Linked DNA regions of Mus musculus: region 2 is linked to region 1. A link is a loop called in an ENCODE intact Hi-C map of the cell type or tissue named here. Cell type or tissue: heart. All regions are shown on one strand.

Region 1 (8,000 bases):
CCAGGCCCACACTATGTGGGCAGGGCTTTCAGGGCTCCAGTTAAAGATGAGGGACTGGAACTAGTCCCTCACCTGCAGAAGAAAGGGCAATATCCTCTGGCAACCTTCATATCCTCCCATCTTCTATTGGACAGGCAAGCCAAGGCCATAGAGGCATAAGGAACATAGGCTCTACATTAAAGGAATTTTATATAGAACATTTTGTTGTTGTTGTGTCTGAGACGAGGTCTCACGATGTAGCCTTGGCTGGCCTGGAACTCATAGGGATCCCCCTGCCTCTGACTCCACAAGAGCCGTGATTAAAGGTGTGTTCCACCATGCCTGGCTTCATTATGTAGAATCTTAACAAAGGAAGTTTGTACAATTCACTGTCATTCAGACAGACTCTTCTCAGAGAAATGGAACCTTAAACACCCATGACAGTCTTTCCACGAACAAACAAAAATGTAAGTAAACTAAAAGCAGACTAGATGTGTACTAAGTGGAAAGATTTACCTAAAGCAATAGCTTGCATTCCACAGCCCTCATAGTTGTAATTGCTGGCTGCCTCGAGCTGTGTATTTTGAGGACAAACTGAGTGGAAGTTGATTGCACCCTGGTTATGAACCCTGAAGTAGCTAAACAAGACCATCTGGTTAACAACAGACAAAAAAGAAAGGAAAAAGAAAAGAGAAAGAAAGAAAAAGAAAGAGAAGCCTTTTAAGCCTGACTTATAAATCTTACAATGATCCATTTTTAAGCCCAAGCTAAATTTATAGTTTATGTGCAACATAGTGTTTAAGAGATAATTCCAGACTCCTGGGTTTTACAATCTAATAATTATCTGGTTTTACTACTTAAGTAGCTCCAATTAAACAAATAAATGCCAACTTCGTATTTCAGTTTGCAGAGTTACCACTGAAACAAAATAGAAGACTGACTATCCTGGGAGAATACTTGGGAGGGAATAGTTCTGAACTTTCTGAGGCCAGAACATACTGGTCTGAGGGATGTTTTAGGGAGTTACAGATGATTTCTGTTTTAGGGTTTGCTTTCCCTTTCCTGGTAGTGTTTAAATCACCAGTATTAGATCAAGATCACTTTTAATCCCATGCTCCTCAGTTGGTGTGTCGGAAAAAACCCATCATTTAACTTCTGTGTGCCACAGTTGCTACTTTGGGAAAATAAGTGTGCCTCGGAGCTAATGGGGAGAGTTAAGTGTGACGGACTTGTATCGCTTTACCCATCATGCCTCTGCTTCAGCATCTCCTACACAGAATGACTAATTCTCTCCTGAAAGACAGTTATCTTTCATTAGCTAAATAGACTTTATGACAGAGGGAAAAGTGGCTCGCTTCTGCTATGGTCAACTCAGGGTGCCCATGTGTGAGTTGTTTACTTGGGGAGCATAGCGTTTTTGCTGGTGAAGTTGTCTACAATAATAATGAGATGATGGTGATGATGGTGATGGTGATGATGATGATAAATAACCATGTATTTCTATTGCTCGGCAAAGTGTTCAACTCTGGGCAGACTCAGCCAAGTGGAAAGCATTCCCCAGTTGCAGTTTCTCACCTGCAGTGTAAATCATCAGTCCCCATGATATTTTCTTTCCATAAAGAGCAAAGCGAAACATGATGAGGTCACTGAACCAAAGTGACTTTAGATGTCGTCACATGTCCTCACCTTCTAGACTACAGCACTCAGAGTTCACACCAGCTATTTAATGTCCCAATGATGGACAGAGTTAATCCTTTCTCTTTTCTCTATAACACTGTCTTGATTCAACAACAGGGAGAATGGGAAGGAAAAAAAAAAAAACAACATTGCAGGCTTGATACCATGTATCCCCATCACTTCCAAAAAGATTCTGTTCCTGCCAGGTAGAAAGCTGCATCATTTCTGACTGACTCCTAGAGCTTTCCTTTCTTCTGCCCCTCCCCATAGATGTACGAAATGGAAAGCTGATAGGAGATGACAATAGATATCTGGGTCTTTAGACTGCTGGAACTTCCCCAACAACTATCACTCATGCTTTGGCTCACAGCTTTTGAACAAGATTTATAGACAGGGAACCAGTGGCTGTTAGCTACAGCCTTCTATCCCAAAGGAAGGGCCAGAGGCTACATACCGCAGAGGGAAGCCAAGTTAGCCCCTAGCTAAGTCAGTTAACTGGCTCTGTTAAGTCACCTTACCAAAACGAATTTTTGAAATGACACAGTCCTTTAAAAGTCGAGGACTCATGTCTCTTCACCATTAAAATTAAAAAAAAAATTTTTTTTTAAAAAAAAGGATCGTAAGTAAGTACCGCCAAGTCATTGCCATGAACTGCTACTGGGCCAAGTCCCTTGGAAACTGCCTCATTAGACGGGATGTGCTGAGCAAGGCATAATCATTTTGCCAAGAGTAACCCCAGAAACCGTGGTGCAAAATGCAGTGGAAAATAGAGCTGCCAAAATTATGAGCAGGACATTCTGTAAGCGTCAGGGAAAATAAGCCAGCCGGAGCCTTCATACTTTCAGACCCGTTCAACCCCAATAAAGAGTTATCCAGAAATGACTAACAGCCATTTATTCATAAGGATGTGGGAATTCTCCATCATCGCGCCTATGATAGTGTCTGGGTTTTTAATCTGCTTCTACCGAAAGGACCTCGAGCAGACAGCTTCCCAGATCAAGTGCTTAAGGCAAAAATCTGAAAAGGTGCTTTTAGAACCTGTCAGAGACTCAGCAGTTCTGACTCTCCTTATTATGGCTCCCCAAGCTGGCTTTGGTCAGGCAGAGACCTGCGACTTGCCTGCTGCGAGGCGAGTTAGACACCCTCTGATCTCTGGCGGCGGCTCCTATGCTAACTCTACTCCACCGCCTTCCGCCACCCACAACAACTTTCAGAACCATGCACCAAGAACTAGTGGATCTGAAAGCGCATGTCTGCTGGCGGTACACCCGGGGGAAGCCTGGAAGCGAGATCAGACGCAGCTCGGCAAAACCAGACACACAAGGGATCCCTGCCCAGTTGTCAAGGTGGGAAAGGCGCCGGCCGGCACAGCTGCCTCTAGCTTCTCAGGAGACGGCGTACAAGGCACTCTTACCTTGTACTTCATCTCGGCGGTGATCTGATGAGCCCTGGTCCTATCGAATCACACAGTGAGTGAGGCACTGCAGAGTCCGCCCCTCCATTGAGCGCTGGGCTGGATGGAAATGAGAAGCCTTCGCCTCCCGCGCACTGCGGAGTCTCTGAGCTCACAGCCCAGATCCAGACCAGCACGGCGCGGGCCTCGTTTGCATACCGCGCCGCCATTGGCTGCTGGTGGCGGTGAAGGTAACGCCTCCACCCCGCCCACCTCTAACTTCTGAAACCCTCCGACAAAGAGCGTGTAATACGATCATTTCTTTTCACGTTATCAAAAGGGCGGAGGAGAAAACAGAAAGTGGGGAGGCGGCCCCAGCCACCCGGAGAAATAAAAATATAAAGAGGAAAGACATAGGAACCAGACAAAGGAGGTACGTTCCTTTTGAGAGTAACCTAAGTTTTAAAGAATCCGAATTCACAAAGCAGTCTGACGATCGCGCTTCCTGTGACCTAGCAACTAGTTCATAAACCCATTTCATTTCAAAGCCATTCACCTTACAATCTCTACATGAAACGAGCTGGAGGAACAAAGGGTTTTCTGTCTCCAGTACCCCCCCCTTTTTTTTTTACTAACCACCCCTGCTGATAGCTCTCTTTCCCTGTCTTTTCTCTTCCCCTTCCCTTTTCTGTGGCTGCTCCCCTCACCCCCAAGTGTTCAAAGTACTTTGCTAAGTCAGTCTGCTAGGAGCTGGAAAACATTTCTTTCTCAATGAAAAGGAACTCACTCATAAGCACCAGGCCTTCCCGGTTCTTCTCACTAGGACCTCCGAGGATAAAGGATAGGTGGGAACCCATGCAGGTTCTATAGAACACACCCGATACATCACGCCTGTCCAGCCAGCACTCTCCTCTTTGACCGCTGGCATTGCCAGATTCCGCTTTTGAACACCGAGGCCTTTTCCTTTTGACCTCTCTCCCCCAAATGACCCATTAGCCCACTCACACTTATTATTCAGGGAGAACGCTTCTGTTTGATAAGCCTGGTTTAAAAAAAAAAAAAAAAAAAAAAAAAAGAACAGCCTCTTTCAGGCAGAGCGCGGGACATGATTTGTAGAGCGGTTCCATTCTGAGATTTCTATAGAGAAAGAGAATCACTCAGGAGAAGACAGGCTTTTCTTTTCCTCGGGCCTCAGGACTTGGAGTATTCAGGACTATCCCCCAGTTGGGATGCATTCCAGCCAGACTGCACGACTCGGGTGGAAAAAAAAAATCAGCTCTTACTTCTTTCCTGACTAAGGTAGTCCAGAATCAGTTTTGCCTCCCCAATCCCCTTCTAAATTTCCAATGGATTAAAACTTTTGAAAATAAATGATTTAAGCCAAAAGCATAGGAGAGCAGATGCCGCATAAAAGTGGTTTCTGGGGGTGGGGGTGGGGGTGGGGGTGGGGTAGGGTTTACATTGACAATTGAATCCACATTTGGCTGCAGCTTGGAGTTTGCTCTACAAGATGTCCCTGGCCACCTTCGTGAAGTTGACATCCCGGTTCAGGCCCCTTCCAGGTCATGGCTTTTACTTCCTGATCTCAAAGCCGAATTGAACCTGTGTGATTCGCAAGGTCTTTTGTACACAGATTAGGCACGAAGCAGATTGCGGTAGCAGGATCATCCTGGCAGCCCTGAAGATTCACACTAGGGACCTATGTTTGTAGGACAAGTCAAATCTTTCTCTCTAGATTTGTCCTGGTTCCCCAGGAGACAGAGATAGCATTCCTTTGACTTCTTCAGCAGCCAGGCTGAATCATGCTTAGATGAGTGGATTAAAGCAAGGCTAACCCATTCAACCTCAACATTGCCAAAGCCTGTGCTAGGCGTTTGTGAAATTGTCTTCTCAGGGTAGATGGCTTGATTCCTATCAGGCAAATCGATACACATTCCTTAACTTTGCAATGCTAGCCTTATAAAATGAGGACATAATAATGTGTACCTGCTAGGGAAGAGAGCTAGGGTTTTCCTTGAGTGTGATAGGAAGCCATCTAAGAATTTTGAGAAAAAAACAATTTCCCTGTTTTTGCCCTTATTATCATGCTGTGATCTCAGTGCAGCCTAAGTAACACAAGTCATTTTGTTTTTATTGGTTATGCTCCCTCTAAACCTTTTGGAGAAACACAAATTCAGTAAATAAAGGAATAGCCCTTTCTGTATTGATTGCCTGAGACGCTGAATGTGAAAAATATGAAAAACTGATTATATAATTAAATTATTCAGGAAACCAGTGGGTTGGTTGGTACCTTTCCAGAACCGCCAAGGACCCTGGGCTCAGTCCCAACCCACGCTCACCAGCATCCTACGAGTAGGTGCCTCTTTGGAGAAAGCCATGCCCAGTTAGACCCTACTGCATCCAGGAGTCAGGGAAATGGCACCCGGTGCTTTCTGAGGGATTTTATTAGTAGCCATTGGACGTTGGTCAGAGCACACATGGAAATCAAGCAAATACTGGAACTGCTTGTGGCTCAGGCAGAACCCAGTGGCTATTTTGTCTGGGTGAAGGAACTAGAGCCCATGAGCAAGGAGGAGAGCCCCCTGGGGAATCAGCAAAGAGAACTCAAAGCTGACACGCAGAGACCTTGAGCCCTCTGGGTGTGATCCTACTAGTCATATGTATGGTAAGCCACTCTCCCGACTCTCCACTCTATTTAGAGATTTCTCTTTAGTTTCCTTCCTCGAAATCTCTCTATCTTCAGCGTTACTACCAGTTCCCTTCCCAGAGGACAGAGGGGATGGCGTTTAGATGGAATTGAACAGTCTCTTATCGATATGCTAACATCTTAGGAAGCAGACACCTTGGTGTGGACTATAATGAGAACTTCGCCAATCCTCGTTTCAGTTTTTTTCCTCCACACCCCAGGCTTATTTATACCTTACTGGCATTGCACAGATGGGTCTTTCTACAGAGAATGCTCTGGCTGCTTGTCCGCTATCAGGCCTAGCTCAACACACTAATGCCTTTGTGTGTGCTGGTCCACAGCCCCCGCCCTGCCCACCTCGCCCTTTCAGAACAAATCTCTCCTTCCCCTGACTGTGCTCCCATTGTACTTGGAACACAGATCTCTTAAAAGTGCCTTTTCCGTGTTTGGATGCTGATGGTGCGTTGACGTCTGTTTCTACAGCTTTGGGTGGGTTCTGGAAGAACAAGGTGATGGCTAGTTGATCTCTCTGTCTCTTTATACCCTGTATGTACTTAAGTCATTGCCCTGTGGATCAGGAAGTAATTCAGAGAACACATGTTTACCTCCAAGTTCGGCCTAGTGCCCAGGAAAGAAATAGAAGAAAATCCTTATGTCTGAGAACACCCTCCAGGTCTCATTTGTTAGCATAGACACAGGATGCGCCTTTTCAGAGCCAATGCCAGGCTGCTGTCAGTCCTGTCTCTGTGAGCCAGGAACAGCATTCACATTGCTAAGTGGCTTGGGAGGAGGCAAAAGAATAACATCTTGAGAGATGTAAAAATTAGGCGTAATTCAAATTTCTGTGTTGTCTATACGAGAAAGTTGTGTTGGCATATTTATGTACAATCTGTTGAGTTGCAAAGCTGGGGCTGAGTGGTTGACCCTGAGTTGGTAAACAGCGCAAAGCTAAAGAACGTATTTATTATAAGATAATACTATAGCCACGCATGGTAGCACATGTCTATAATACCAGCTCACCCAGAAGCACTTGGTAACTTCAAGATCAGAATGGGTGAGCTGAGACCACCCTCTCTTCCCTCCCAAAACAACAAATCTCACAAAAATCAAACAGGTATGACAAATAAAATACTATCATCTGCCTCTCCACAGAAAATGTGCCGCTTATGTTCTAAAATGCTACAAGACTTTTCTGGTTTTGAGTTCAGATCCTTCTACAGCTGAAACAACCCAGAAGCTGGCTGAAGACCAGACCAGAGAAAGCAGGCTGAACAAAGAGGCATGCTAGGACTATGCAATACTACTTCTAGTTTGATGTCACTTATTTAAAAATCTGTACATACGAAATCATCTCAAAAAAATAATGCCCATGATGCTTTTCCATTCTATGTCACGTCTATAAAACCCCCCAAAGACAAGCCACTGAGACTTCTCTTTCAGTACAATGACTTTCCCCAGAGCTTTTTACAGTAGTTGTTTACAGACATTGTCTCCCTTAGCATTTGTCTTGTGGGCCGAATCCAGGAGGTGGATTGTTCTTAGCTTATGTATTACAGCATGGAAACTTCCGGAAAGGTTTGCAGTTCACACGAAGTTACAGGACAGATGAGTGACAGGTTTACAATAGAAACCCAGGCGGGCTCCTTCCTGGGTTGGTGTAGCCCTCACAAAAGAGCGACAGTGCCCATCAGGCTTCTTCTCAGCACAATTATCTGAGCCCTGCTGATTGTTTCTTTAAGGGTAAGTCTACAGCTCAGTGGAGGACTAGGCATATGGTGATGCTGTCAAATAGTGTAAACATACACACATGCACACACATACAAACACACACACACATACACAAACACACACACATACAAACACACACACATGCATGCACACAAACGCATGCACACATCATACACACATACAAATACACATACACAAACATACCTACACACACATACAAAGATGCACATGCATATACCACACACATACATGCATATACATACACACACACATACAAACACACACACATACACACATGCACACACATGTACATATACACATACACACATACACACATGCACACACATGTGCACACACACACACACACACACACAGCTCCTTTCATTATTCCTCATTCTTTTCATCCTGTTTACCTGCATCTCATCTTGCCCCAGCTTGCAGTCCATCTCTTCAGGAAACATTTTCTAGAAAATCCATTGCTGCCTATACTCTCCAATTCCAGGCTCCCATCTTTCTCTGTGTCTCCTCCTTAGCTAT
Region 2 (8,000 bases), 110 kb after region 1:
AAAGAAGGTTTGCCAAGAACAAGATAAACTAAAATGAAATGACATTTGTTTGGGGGACTTAAAGTGGAGTTAGGAAGTCAATATTTATGATGAGGTAGTATGAAAAGGGTCTTCATTTGTATCCCAGGTTTGCCTGCTTTGAAGATCCTCTCTCCTCAGACCCCTCAGTGCTGGACTGCTGGGTATGTCACCTCATCTCTCTCTCTGAGAAGCCTTGTCAGTCAGATACCTCTGAGCTGAAACCTTGCATTGAGCTACAGATGGATGTAGCACATGAGGTGGTTTTGTAAGATTCGTAGTCTCTGTTGACCTATGACAAAGTCCCCTCTTTTATCTACTAGATGCTGTCAGGGACACTTCAGCCAGCTTTGCTTACCATTTCAGAATAGCAACCAATGGAATTACTGATCCCATTGTAGCTTAAAGCTGTAAGTACAGCTGCCATCTTGTAAAACCTGTGAGCACATCTTCAATTCTGTGGGAGTCTCTCTTTTCATGGATTGCCACTATTATGAGACCCCAAACAAATGTAATTGTACTTGCTCTTGGCTAGGTTGGTTTTATCCTACCCCAGGAAGATGACCTTAGGCAAGTTTATAAAAGGAATTGGGAGTAAGATGAAGTTGGTTGGGTTTGGGGGAGGATTGTGGATGCACACAACTGCAGCTGCCATATTGCTGCCAGTGTGGGGAAAACCATGTCAGTGAACAGAGGTGGAAGAGACCAAGTCTCGACAAGATAAACCTATGCCCAACAGTGCCAGGAACTTAAAAACATTTATTACCGTTTCACATCTACATACACAGAAATTTATAAATAGAGCCTTTTGAATCCCTTCAGTGTTGCTTGCTTATATCTGTGTTTAGGGCTGACCACTTGGTATTGGATACCAGCAGATGACCCTGATTCTCCCTCTCTTAGTAGTCGTTAATTGCCTATAGCTGGTCATCTAGGAGTGGGGCCTTATGACATTTCCCAGGTCAACTGGTATTGTCACCGTTTATGCCCCATCTAACCAAGCCTACTGTTGAGAGCTCACAGGTACAGATTCTCATCCAATACAGAAAACAATCTGGTTCCTCTATTGAAGAAGGAAAGAAAGCAAACCTCCCAATCCTCTGACTTTTAGAGTCCTTCTACTTCGTTTTCTGTGAGATTTCTTGAGCCTTAGGTGCTGGAGTTGTGCTACAGAGTTATCAGCTAGGGCTGGGCCCCACAGTCAGTTGTCTGCATTTGACCTCTTGTGGCTGTTTACAACCCCTCCTTTCTGTTCTAACTACTGTACTTCTCTTGTTTATTTAGGGCATTGGCTACTAGATGTCTTTTACTGGCAACTCAGGGTATATAATACACAGAGTTTTATAAAGTATAATGACTGTATTAGTTACGGTTTTACTGCTGTGAACAGACACCATGACCACGGCAAGTCTTATAAAAAAAACATTTAATTGGGCTGGCTTACAGATTCAGAGGTTCAGTTCATTACCATCAAGGTGGGAGCATGGCAGCATCCAGGCAGGCATGGTGCAGGAGGAGCTGAGAGTTCTACGTCTTTATCCAAAGGCTGCTAGTGGAAGACTGACTTCCAGGCAACTAGGATGACTCTTAAGCCCACACCCACAGTGACACACCTATTCCAACCAGGCCACACCTCCAGATGGTACCACTCCATGGTCCGAGAATATACAATCCATCACAATGCCATATGTCACAAATTTGTATACTTGTCATATCATTGGATGGAATGACTTGAGAGGCAGAGAAGACATGAATGCAGGCATAATGGGACAACAGAAATGTTTTTGAAAGCCATTGGCAGCATTGATCTTTCAAAGCAGAGAATCAAGTTTTACGAAGGAAAGGAACAGTAATCTCAACTCTTTTTCCAGTAACATGGTGTGATGGTTTGTATATGCTTGGCCCAGGGAGTGGCACTATTAGAAGGTGTGTCCCTGTTGGAGTAGGTGTGTCACTGTTGGTGTGGGCTTTAAGACCCTCATCCTAGCTGCCTAGAAGCCAGTCTTCCACTAGCAGCCTTAGATGAAGATGTAGAGCTCTCAGCTCCTCCTGCACCTTGTCTGCCTGGATGCTGCCATGCTTTCTGCCTTGATGATAATGGACTGAACCTGTAATCCAGCCCCAATTAAATGTTGTCCTTATAAGAGTTGCCTTGGTAATGGTGTCAGTTCACAGCAGTAAAACCCTAACTAAGACACAGTACAATAAAGAACTTTCCTAAAGGCAAGAACTATGGGCTTGGTAGATGTTATGATCTGAAGTGGCCCGTTCACCCTGATTTGTCCTAGAGTATCTCTAGTTTAAAGCAAGATGGCTCAAGTGGGTCAAGGCATTAGTTTCTAAGCTGGATGACTTGAGTTTGATTCCCTGGGGCCAACATAGTGGAAAGAGAACCAACTCCTGAAAGCTGTCCTCTGACTTCCACTGCTACCATACAGTACATGCACACACATCATAGATAGATAGATAGATAGACAGATAGATAGATAGATAGATAGATAGATAGATAGATAGATAGATAGATAGATAGATAGAGGCTGCCTCTATGTAAAAACTACCCCCATGCCCGGCACAGCCACAAAAGCATCTCCTGCAGGAGGATCTAATTGAGGACTGCCTGAGAGACCAAGAATTGCTAATGCAGACAAGGCCAGCCAATCAGGAACTGCTGTTTAGAAGAGATGCTTTCTTGGGACCAATGGGATGTGGGTGAAGGGTATTAAAGGAGCTTGCAGCAGTGTTCAGAGTCTGTGTCGTTGACTCTGTGCCACCTCACCTCCAGTCCTTAAGGGCAGGTAGGGTCAGACAGTGAGTAGTTCAGGGCACAGGCAACCGACAGACAAACAAATAGATGATAGATAGATTAAAAACCCAATATATTACTATGTCTTGGAAATGCTAGTCCCCAGCAAATCTGGAAGGCTGGTCACATGTTTTTGGCCCATAATCAGGTAATGTTGCTTTTTTTGAGACTAGTTTCATCATTAATGTATAAGGGTCTATGGAGGGGTAACAACAGAGCCCTCAGGGTGTTTCAAGCAGGCCTTTGGAGATGCAGACTTCCATAAAGGGCTACAGGGACTGCTGCAGAAAGGCAGTATAGAGAATAACCTCTCCTGTCACAACCAGAGAAGGGTCTTTTTAAAAATGGGACTTACATATTTAAATTGAGGGAACTTCTGGTCTTTGTGGGACCTCCCTCTAGAATTCCATGATTTCCTTTTGTTTTTGAGGCAAGGGGTTCCTATAGGCCAGTGTTCCTGCACCTGGTGGCTCCTAACACCACCTAGGGTGCTTTAGAAACACAGTACTGGCTTCACACATCTGTGAATTTGGGCTTTACAAGAATTGGTTGGAGCCAGAGATCTGTGTTGTTGTTTTTTAAAATCTTTGAAGGTGACATGAATATAAATTATTCACGAATGTCAGTTCATCAACTCTCATCAATGATAGATTGCTTTCCTCGCATTTCAAAAACGACCAACAGAAACCATTGTTTGACTCCATGTTTGGTACATCTTGAACTTTCCATGCACCCTGAGGGCTTGTGAGAAGAGGGATTGCTGCCTCATCCACCCCTATTTCTGTTAGAGTAGAACCAGGCAAGACCAGATATATGCAGACATAGAAACTGTTTTCAGAAGCTGTCACCTGCCATTAGGAGCACCATTTTAGATCCTAAATTCAGTTGAGTATCTAGTGTGGTCTCTTTACGTCGTTCATACCATTGCCTTTGGACCTCAACCTAGTACAGTAATTAGTAAATTTCTGGTGAAGAATGGAAAAGATTGGAGGTATAGTTCAGTGGTTGAATATTTGCTTAACACAAAGAAGCCCTGGCTTTAATACTAAATGTATATTTGTGGAATACAGTGAGATATTTTAAAACATGTGATATAATGATCAAACCAGATAACTGGTATACCCATCACCTCAAGAATCTATCTTTTCTTTGCAGTCAGCTGCTTGAAGACTATGGACTATATCCTTTACCACAGGAGAACTGATTCTGTTGGCTCTGAGGCAGTCTCATGGGACCTTGGCTGAGGATATGGGTGGGAACAACAGGATTTCCTGCTTTCAACATTAGGAACTTTGCACTGAGCACAATGTACCAACAGCGGCTGTGTCCTATTCTGGGGCCCCTGGCCAATCCTGCCTAATCTTCTACAAATTCCATTTTGCTTTATTACTTTCTATTTATGCCTTGCCCACCAGTTCATTTCTGACCTTTTTTAAAAAAAATCTTCTTGTAGTGTTTTGGTTTTTAAATATATTTGTAGGGTGATTACACAGGCACATTCTCATCGCTGTTTCTCTTCATTCCTGTTCCTAAGCTTACAATGATCTTCCTGAATGATCACTGAATCTCCTACAATGGTTGCACCAGGGACTCTGAGCATCTCATATCCCATCAGTTGTTTTTGTTCTCAGTGTGGAGAAGGCTGCAGGCAGCATAATACTGTCTCTCTAACTGTCTCCATTAGGGCAAGCAATGCTTCTTGGACTACAGAGAACTACTCATGGCCACATCCCAGACCTCAAGGCTAGACACACCCCAAATAAAGTTAAAAAGGAAGTGAAACCACTGACCATTATTAACCACTAAATAAGGAGCCTGAGATCCAAGCTTTAGAGGAACGCTGGAATGGTGCTCATGTGGCTTTTGTAGCTTTTACGTAACGGGTTGAAATAAGAAACGGCATCCCCCAAATAAACACAAATAACAGTAAGAACAATTTCAAACAGAGTCTTTCTCTTTCATCCTGCTTCCCTGACAGTAAATTTGTTGGTGCATAGTTTAATGATCCCTAAGGAACAGGGGTCCATCTGGTTCCTCTCTGGAGAAGGGTTTTGGCTCTAACCAGAGCCTCTACTTGTGAGGATCCTTGTGATCCTTTCTAAATTAGTTCTATAAAATCTGCCTAAGGGAAGGGCAGAGTCTGTGACCAGAAGCAACACCCAGCCTTCTCTGCCCTTTAACCCAGACAGTCACCATGGCTTCCGCATTCCACCTCCAGATGTGACATTTCAACAGCTAAGGGACAGCCACTTAGTGGTTGGGCGACCAATGCACTTCCCCTTAATGCTATAAGTGGGCCAGTTGGCTTGGCTTTGTAAACTCTAGGAGGGTGGATTTTTGTTGTTGAGGCAAGGTTTCGTTAGGTACCTCAGTTTGGTCTTGAATTCATGATACCCCCTGTCTCCAATTCTTGAGTCCTGGGATTGTTGATACATGCTTATAACATGCCCAGTTCTACCAAAGCCTTTATGGTTCTGTGTTTACAATCTTTATGTCTCAAGAATCATCTCCAAATATGCTGACAGGAAAATGTTATGTTAGATTTTTAAAAGTTTAATTTGGGAATTTTTTTTTCTCCTTGGAAGCCATTTAGAGAGACCAGTCATCCTCCAGGGAAAACGTATAGTTTTCTAGTGGGGAATCTCATGGGATTTCATGAGCATGGCGGATGGTAGAACAGGTGCTTAGGAGAGAGCAGGAATGTGACCTTCACGGCACTCTTAATAACTGCCTCTTGAGCAGAAGAGATGTCCTAGGAGGTGAAAGCTCTGGTCAACAGCCTGATAAGCTAAGTTTGAACTCCTAGAGTCCATGTAAAAGAACAACGTAGCACATGTCTGCAGTTGCAACACTCCTATTGCAAGAGAGGAGGTAAAAACAGAAGACTCTTGGAGACCTGTGGGCCAGCTAGCCGGGAGAACGCAAAACAGTGGCAGGAAGAGAGACCCTGCCTCAAGCAAGATGGAAGTGCTGGACCAACATCCAAGGCTGTCCTCCGACATTCATGCTGTGGTGTGTGTAAGGGAACATAAGCACAAAGCACATACAGATATGTGTTTTAAATCATCTCTTGATATGAGTACTCTTTTTCTCTGACTTAAAGTGTGGGCATTGCTATGTGTGAGAGACGATGTACTGATGGAGGAAAAGGTATTGTGAGGAGAGATCAGGAACAGTTGTTCTCTCTGAAAGAGCCTGAGAAAAGCCAGATACCAAAAGCAAGGGTCACATTCATACAACAGAGAGTAAGAAAGGCTGAATTCTTGTAATTTACAGTACACATTGCCATTTGTAGGGCAGAAGGAGGCAGAACTTGCAGATCGTCATTCTAGTAGTGGTGTAGGACCAAATGTTTTTGTAAGGGCCATCTGCAGTTGCAACACATCTCTTACGTGTATTGTGTCCAAAATGCTTAAAGAGCTTCTGCTTGCAACACAGAGAGAACAGAAAAGTCTCACAGCGTGGAGTGGCAGGCCCTAAGAATCTCAAAGTCCTATGCATTGCTGAGAGGTCAACAATCAGTGTTTCAGCCGAGGCAGGTGTGAGGGGACTAGGAAGAAAGAAATCGTATTGATCTCTGCGCAGAAAAACGGCTAGAGAAGCAAGCTGGGCTGTTCCATAAAGCCTTCCTGTCTATACTCGAAAGAGTTCAAAAGCAAATGGGTTTTGCTGAGGAGTCCAACAGCAGCATTTTCTGTGCTCGGATTTCCCTGAGGAAGGGGCTGGGGAAGCTTCTGTTTATCTTTCAGACATGGTGAAGACATTTCCAACTGGTTTGAAAGAACAAACTCCCTTTCTTTCTTGTATCCAGAAGACATAAGCTATGTGTGTGTGTGTGTGTGTGTGTGTGTATGGGTGTATGGGTATGTGTGTGTGTGTGTGTGTGTGTGTGTGTGTGTGTGTGTGTGTGTGTGTATGGGTGTATGTGTGTGTGTGTGTGTGTGTGTGTGTGTGTGTGTGTGTGTGTGTATGTATGAATTTTCCCTTGACAAATTCATACATAGAAAAAAAAACTATATATAAGTCAGGATAGAGTGATCGTTAAGTTCTAACTCTGCAAATTTTACCTTTTTCTCATGTTCTTGCAGACTGGAATAATTACATCAGTCCCACAAATATTGCTTCATCTGGACTGGAGAGATGGCTCAGCGGTTAAGAGCACTGACTGTTCTTCCGAAGGTCCGGAGTTCAAATCCCAGCAACCACATGGTGGCTCACAACCATCTGTAATGAGATCTGACACCCTCTTCTGGTGCTATATGAAGATAGTTACAGTGTACTTAGATATAATAATAAGTACATCTTTAAAAAATATATATTGCTTCATCCACTGTCAGGCAGACTTGAAAAATCTTCTCTTTCATATGACGTTCCAAATCACCTGAGCCATTTATCTTGGACTTCAGGGAGATCTGTTGTATGAGGTGGCCATACACTTCACTAAACATGTTCTTGACCTTGAACATATTTTCAGGGTAGAGATGATGATTCGCCCACTTTGTTCCTTGATAACTTGAGATTCATTTCATATCACCAAAGGACAACAAGACTTTCCATGCAACATGGCAGATTGATATGTAGTAACCACACTGAGTCATGCTGATGTACTGAAGGCAGTAGGTTTTATTTGCTAAAGTGTCACTGGATAGAGAAGTGATGTCACTTTCCAGCTCTGAATTCTGTGGTTTAATGACACTGCCAATGGAACAAACTTCAGTCCCTCACAACACCCAGAAGAGAAGATAGCAACACAGTCAGGGGAGATTCACAAAGAAACTGGATTGAATTTGACATGAGGACAGCTATCTTGTGTCATAATCACCACAATTATCCTAGAGATGTCAGAGTTGGTTTTTATGTTTTCTGCACTGTCTCTTAGAGAAATATAAGTAGGTTAAATGATTAGAGTGTCATTAAATGTATTTCAATTGAATCCTGGCTTCTGGGATGTATTCAACATTGATGTTTTCTTAAAATAGAGTAGGTACAATCTGGCTTGCCTGAAGTCACTGAAGTTATCCTAACCAATATGCATACACAGACATCTTCTTCTGACTCAAATAGTAGAGATCTACCTGACATTGCTGTACACTATGACCATATTTCTCTCAGTAAGTTGATCAATAAATTGCACTATGCAATACTAGATCTATGAACCTCTTTTCTTTGCTCCCAAAGC

Evidence for each region. A loop is a pair of places that touch in the nucleus more often than their neighbours do. Peaks named below come from ENCODE experiments on the same cell type or tissue, not always from the same donor. Only the 100,000 strongest peaks of a DNase experiment are listed, where the experiment ranks them.
Region 2: a loop joins it to region 1, with 2.9 times the contacts of the local background. A loop is called at or near these places in 7 of 42 quality-filtered maps.

Annotation. Positions count from the first base shown.
Region 1 is chr13:41,355,783-41,363,782 of GRCm38, forward strand. It overlaps Nedd9 (neural precursor cell expressed, developmentally down-regulated gene 9), which reads right to left and starts at 3,219. Exons shown (of 7, transcript NM_017464.5): 1 at 3,071-3,219. The coding sequence starts at 3,082. In heart, a CTCF peak has its summit at 3,279; DNase peaks (open chromatin) are centred at 2,479 and 3,219; H3K4me3 peaks cover 3,539 bases; H3K27ac peaks cover 2,747 bases; H3K27me3 peaks cover 400 bases.
Region 2 is chr13:41,462,278-41,470,277 of GRCm38, forward strand. It overlaps a transcript of Nedd9 not described here. Among named protein-coding and RNA genes, the nearest start is that of Gm32401, 21 kb to the right of the region's middle. In heart, no CTCF peak of the experiment used is centred here; DNase peaks (open chromatin) are centred at 4,074, 4,554 and 5,024; H3K27me3 peaks cover 5,642 bases.